Linked DNA regions of Homo sapiens: region 1 is linked to region 2. The links are chromatin contacts, found by Hi-C in ENCODE. All regions are on one chromosome and are shown on one strand. Each heading gives the region's core, a stretch centred on a gene start or an enhancer-like site at or near the end of the contact. The rest is flanking DNA. Distances are from core to core; before and after follow the strand shown.

The links. Hi-C counts contacts between places; a loop is a spot of excess contacts on that map. Pooled maps may share reads with other maps.
Region 1: a map of CD4-positive, alpha-beta memory T cell shows a loop between it and region 2 (17-fold over the local background). The contact joins two enhancer-like sites. A Hi-C loop is called at or near these places in 5 of 168 maps with a recorded cell type or tissue (CD4-positive, alpha-beta memory T cell, CD8-positive, alpha-beta T cell, naive thymus-derived CD4-positive, alpha-beta T cell and 1 more) and 11 of 50 pooled maps.

Annotation. Positions count from the first base shown.
Region 1 is chr11:57,492,223-57,495,236 of GRCh38, reverse strand. SLC43A1 (solute carrier family 43 member 1) reads left to right here. Exons shown (of 15, transcript NM_003627.6): 8 at 1,066-1,244. Among named protein-coding and RNA genes, the nearest start is that of SLC43A1, 22 kb to the left of the region's middle. RefSeq lists an enhancer at 803-2,002. Within about 2 kb of position 1,601, at least 5 of the 41 ENCODE cell types and tissues checked have a DNase peak (open chromatin) inside an H3K27ac peak, as active enhancers do.
Region 2 is chr11:57,797,694-57,800,948 of GRCh38, reverse strand. The region is part of intron 6 of CTNND1 (catenin delta 1); the gene reads right to left. The region is part of intron 7 of TMX2-CTNND1 (TMX2-CTNND1 readthrough (NMD candidate)); the gene reads right to left. Among named protein-coding and RNA genes, the nearest start is that of CTNND1, 38 kb to the right of the region's middle. RefSeq lists an enhancer at 197-436. Within about 2 kb of position 1,813, at least 29 of the 41 ENCODE cell types and tissues checked have a DNase peak (open chromatin) inside an H3K27ac peak, as active enhancers do.

The DNA.
Region 1 (3,014 bases), core at 352-2,851, 310 kb after region 2:
GATTGCAGGCGTGAGCCACCATGCTCAGCTCATGGTAACTATTTATGTGGGTGCAAAAGTAATTGTGGTTTTTGCCATTAAAAGTAATGGGCCAGGCGCAGTGGGTCATGCCTATAATCCCAGCACTTTGGGAGGCCGAAGAGGGTGGATCGCCTGAGGTCGGGAGTTCTAGACCAGCCTGACCAACATGGAGAAACACCGTCTCTACTAAAAATACAAAATTAGCTGGGTGTGGTGGTGCATGCCTGTAATCCCAGCTAGTCAGGAGGCTGAGGCAGGAGAATCACTTGAACCCTAGAGGCTGAGGTTGCGGTGAGCCGAGATCGTGCCATTGCACTCCAGCCTGGGCAACAAGATCAAAAACTCCGTCTCAAAAAAAAAAAAAAAGTAATGACAAATACTGTTTTCATCCTTTCTGGGTTTGGAGGAGATCTGAGTAGGAGGCACCTCAGCAATGGCACTCGATGCCATGTGGTCCCAAAAAGAGGGACATAAAAGAATCAAGCACCCCATCTTTTGTGGAGCCACCTGAATGCCAACTTTTTCCAGCCCCCTGTCAGTTCAGCAGAGGCAAGAGGTGATACTCCACACCAAGCACATAAGGTGACATTACAGAACTGACAGTTATGCCAGGCACTGTACTTAGCCCCTATACCATCCTCAAACAGCTGTATGATGTAGATTGGGTATTAACCCCATTAATAACAAAAGTACAGGGAACAAAGTGACTTTCCAAAGGTCATGCCATTCAAAGGAGGGTGAATCTTAGGTTGGACGCAGGCTGTCTGACTCTGGAGTCTGAGGTGTTAATGCTGCCTCCTCCATGGGAACAGCCCAAGTGAAAAACAGCTGATCCACTCTTCATTTACTTGGCATCTGTGCTAAGCTGGTCCCTGAGCCAAGCTCTGAGCAACAGAAACAGAAGCTCTGCATTAGGAGCTTGTGAGCATGTCAATGCCGGGTAAAGGAGTGCTGGAAACCGCTGGGATGGCCGCCGAGCACTAGGCCGTTGAAGGTGGGCTCTGTGTGACTGGTTCCTCTACACTCTGGCCTGGCTGCCTGCAGGAAGAAGATCAAGCTGAGTGGGCTGGCCCTGGACCACAAGGTGACAGGTGACCTCTTCTACACCCATGTGACCACCATGGGCCAGAGGCTCAGCCAGAAGGCCCCCAGCCTGGAGGACGGTTCGGATGCCTTCATGTCACCCCAGGATGTTCGGGGCACCTCAGAAAACCTTCCTGAGAGTGAGTGTCTGGTCAAGGTGCCGGCCTTGGGGGATAGTGATGGTGGGTCCTCATATTCAGTGAGCACTCATGGTTGAGTATTTATTCGCACCCCTCTTCAGTCCTTACAACACCCCATGATGTAGGTGGGGCATGCTCCTCATTTACAGATGGGCACATCAAAGCTCAGCTAACGCTGGGAAGTTCAGATTCAGGGTTACCCTGCTGGATTCCTGGGATTGGGGAGGGAGGAGCTTCCAAAATGGGGACAAGGTCTCTGGGCCTGTCGGGTAGCTGGTTTCCTCAGGGCCCCTTGCAACCTCTGAGCTTATTGCATCAGGTGCAGCCAGGCCCGTGAGCCTCCTGGCAGGGGTCCTCCACACCTGGCTGTCTTTTGCCCCCTGCTGGTCACAGGAGGAGCTGCAGCACCTGCCTGGGCTGCTTCTCAGGAGGGTACATGAAGATCCCAGGACCGCCAGCTCCATGATAAGTGGAAGGAGCTCCTTGGAGTCAGGAGCGGGAGTTGAGGAGTTTGAGTCCTGCTCTCCAGTTATAGGCTATGTGACTTGTGTAGATCACCTAACCTTGCTCTTGATTTCCTTACCTCTTAAACTAGCACTAAAAGCACCCCACAAACTGTAAAGTTAGTTGTGATGATTGAATGACACCATGGGTGTGGAAGCTCTTTGTAAAGTGCAAAACGGTGTGCAGTTTGAGGGTGGTTACCCCCAGTGCCGATTCTCAGAGGGCAACATGGCTAAGGGCACGAGCTGGAGTTAGGCTGACCTGCTGCTTCCAGCCCTGTGAGCTTGAGCAAGTCATTTAACTTCCTGAGCTGCAGTTTCCTCATCAGTAAAATGTGATAAGGATAGGGTTGTTGTAAGATTTTATTAAATGGGGTAATAAATGTCAAGTATGTAGCCCATAGTGAGTGCTTCAGAGTTTTTTTCTTTTGTTTCTTTCCCCCCCGCCCCGAGATGGAGCCTTACTCTGTTGCCCAGGCTGGAGTGCAGTGGCATGATCTTGGCTCACTGCAACCTCCGCCTCCCGGGTTCAAGCAATTCTCCTGCCTCAGCCTCCCAAATAGCTGGGACTACAGGCGTGCACCACCATGCTCGGCTAATTTTTGTATCTTTAGTAGAGACGGGGTTTCACCATGTTGGCCAGGCTGGTCTCGAACTCCTGACCTCATGATGCTCCTGCCTCAGCCTCCGAAAGTTTTGGGATTACAAGTGTGAGCCACCGTGCCCTGCCAGGTTTTTTTTTTTTTTTTTTTTTGTAAAATAGAGACAGGGTATTGCTGTTGCCTGGGCTGGAGTGCGGTAGTGCAATCATAGTTCACTGCAGCCTTGACCTCCTGGGCTCAAGTGATCCTCCTGCCTCAGCCTCCTGAGTAGCTGGGAATACAGGTGTGCACAACCATGCCTGGCTTATTTTTTTATATATATATATATATATATATATATATATATATATACACAAAATTATATATATTATATTATTATATATTATATTATATATTATATTATTTTTTATATATAAATTATATATATATTTATATTATATTTTATATATATATATATTTTTTAGAGATAGGGTCTTGCTATGTTGACCACCAGGCTGGTCTTGAACTCCTGGGCTCAAGCAATCCTCCTGCCTCAGCCTCCTGAGTAGCTGGGAATACAGGTGTGCACCACCATGCCTGGCTTATTTCATATATATATATTTTTATATATATGTATATTTATATATATAAATATATATATAATTTCTGTATATAAATAAATAAAT
Region 2 (3,255 bases), core at 564-3,063:
CTAGGAACAGAGAAAGCAATTGAAAGTAAGAAAAATCAAACCAGGAGACAATTCTTCCTGTTTCAGTACTACCAACAACCACTAGAGGGTGAGTCTGTCACACTATTATTTATTCGTAACTACCAGGAAGGAAGAAACCCATTATCTGTGAGCTCATCTCTTTCTGGCTCCCACAGGAGAGGATAATCTATTGTGTGGAGCTCTCCAAATAAGCCATTGTTTGTTCTACAAAACCACTCCCACTGTCAACAAATACTCAAGGTTGCCCTGAGCAGAAGGCCTGCCTCACAGGTATCAACATCAACTATGCAACAGTGATTCAGATGGACAAAGCATTTAGTAAACCATGACCAAGATGGTCTTAAAATAACACGGAAACAGGACCAGGCATGGTGGCTCACATCTGTAATCCCAGCACTTTGGGAGGCTGCAGTGGGCGGATTACCTGAGGTCAGAAGTTCGAGACCAGCATGGCCAACATGGAAAAACACCATCTCTACTAAAAATACAAAAATTAGCTGGGCATGGTGGTGGGCACCTGTAATCCCAGCTACTTGGGAGGCGGAGGCAAGAGAATCGCTTGAACCCAAGAGGTGGAGGTTGCAGTGAACTGAGATTGTGCCACTGCACTCCAGCCTAAGTGACAGAGCGAGACTCTATTTCGAAGAAAAAAAAAAAAAGGTCAAGATTAAACCCTTCAAATCAAGAAGGGGGTACTAAAAATGCCCAAACAGCTGGTAAAACAAAATTGGTTGTCTTCTAAACTATTATGTATCACTTTTGCATCCACCCCAACCATAAAAATTTTCTGCTTACTATAAAATTAAGGAAAAGTATTTACTAACATTATAAAATACCATGCATGGAACAAAAAGCCTCCTGGGTATAATACCAGATCGCACCACTGCTCTCCAGCCTGGGTGACAGAGCAAGACTCCATCTCAAAAAAAAAAAAAAAAAAAAAAAAAACACGGAAACAAAATGAATAGCTTAGATAGCTTAAAAGTAGGCTATTAAGCAGTATGTTAAGATTCCATTTTAGTAGAGGGAAAATAGGATATAGTTACATGTATAATTAAAAAAACTCAAAGGATATGCACCAAAATGTTAACAGTGGTTCTTTATCAATAGATGGTAATGCTTTTCTGGGTTTTTCAGGCTCTGTATTGAACATGTTTAACCTCTATTATTAATATACAAAATTATAAGAACAATTACCATAACCAAAATTTCCAGATAACTCTATCCTATATCCTTTTCTATACAAAGGCAGTGGATTGGACATTCTTTCCTTTGTTTTACAAGAAACAAAGCTGTGCCTGGGAAGACCAAATGACTTGCTTGAGGCTACTTAGCTAGTGGCAAAGGCACAACTAGAACCAAGGTCTCAGGGTTCAGTGCTTTTTCCACTAATCACTGCCTCACTGTTTAAGTTTGACCTTGTATTACTCTTCTAGCCTGGAACAGGAAGCAGCAAATATGCTTGCTAGTCAAGCAGGTTTCCAAGTCCAGTGCTACCCTGGAACAAACCCAAGAACCAGGCCCAAAACTCTATGTGAACTAGCACAACTAGGGATGGCAGAGAATGACCTGGCCACCCACACCCATCTGGGTCCAATCACTCTTTACTAATGAGGAAGTCAGAAAAAGCAGACTTGCAGTAGAGCCAACACCCTGGACAGACTGCTTCAATGAAGGCTGTTATCTACCACTGCTCTAGGTTGCACCAGCCGAGGTCTGGTGCTCCTGTAGGAATAAAAATGAGTCACATGGGAGTTGGATTAGCTATCCAAGACACCTGAAAGGTGAGTGACTCAGTCTTAGATAATGGGGCCTCTACCCCTGGGCCCAGCCCTGTTCACTCTTAACCAAAGCTACCTAATATATGAGGAAAATGAGCACCAAGGCATTTGCTTTAAAAGGTCATGACCCCATATAGAGAAATTCAGCAACAGCTGCTAGGATATCCTTACCATCAAGACAACCATAAATCATCCCTTGTTTCTTATCATTTCTCTTTACCTGGAAAACACTGTTTCTAATTTATTCTGAAGCAGCATTGGCAGCCCATGGGCCAAACCTGTTTTTGTACATCCCCATAATGCTATTTTTAAAAGATTGTTTGAAAAAAAGAACAACATACGACAAAGATGATACATGGCCTGCAAAGCCTAAAATAGTTCTACGTGGTCATTTTCAGGGGTCTGTCGACCCCATTCTAAAGCATTCTCTCAATGCAACAAGGCAAACCATGTACCAGTCCAAACATCAATCACTCCTTTTTTCACATCACCAAAGAATCTCCAGGAACAAGTAGTAAAGTCAGAGTAGGCAGCTGCTTAGTGACCTTTCAGAGTGTTGCTAATGTATCCCCCGACCCCCACCCAAGGATGCCACCACAATTTCACTTTACAATCAAATAATAAGACCCTAAGCATAGAATGTCAAGGCCCTTGTGAGGTCAAAGTTTGTTTTTAACTTTGGGATTAAAAACACAAGAAAGTTCTTATACACGTCCTCAACTGTCTCTTTTGGTTCTGAATTCCTAAAACCCTCAACTATGTTTTGTTTTGGGGTTTTTTTGGCTTTTTTTTTTTTTTTTTTGAGACAGTCTCACTATGTCACCCAGGCTGGAGTGCAGTGGCGGGATCTCGGCTCACTACAGCCTCTGCCACCCGGGTTCAAGTGATTCTCCTGCCTCAGCCTCCTGAGTAGCTGAGACTACAGGCACGAGCCACAACACCCGGCTAATTTTTGTATTTTTAGTAGAGACAGGGTTTCACCGTGTTAGCCAGGATGATCTCGATCTCCTGACCTCGTGATCCGCCCAACTCGGCCTCCCAAAGTGCTGGGATTACAAGCGTGAGACACCGTGCCCAATGGACTCTGTTCTTAATACCAAATCAGAAACTAAAGAAATTCCCAGGAAGAAGTGAGCAAGAATTCCATGGCCCCAGACATCAGAATCCTCTGCCTAACACACCAAAAGGGGGTCACATCTTAGCCAGAAACAGCAAAAACTTCAGCATAGAAGCAGAAGCAAAGTTCATTCTTCAGGACACAGACTAATAACAATCACAAGTTGTTTTTTTTTTTTTTTTTTTTTGAGGTGGAGTTTCGCTCTTGTTGCCCAGGCTGGAGTGCAATGGCATGATCTTGGCTCACCACAACCTCTGCCTCCCGGGTTCATATGATTCTCCTGCCTCAGCCTCCCGAGTAGCTGAGATTACAGGCATGCACCACTACGCCCAGCTA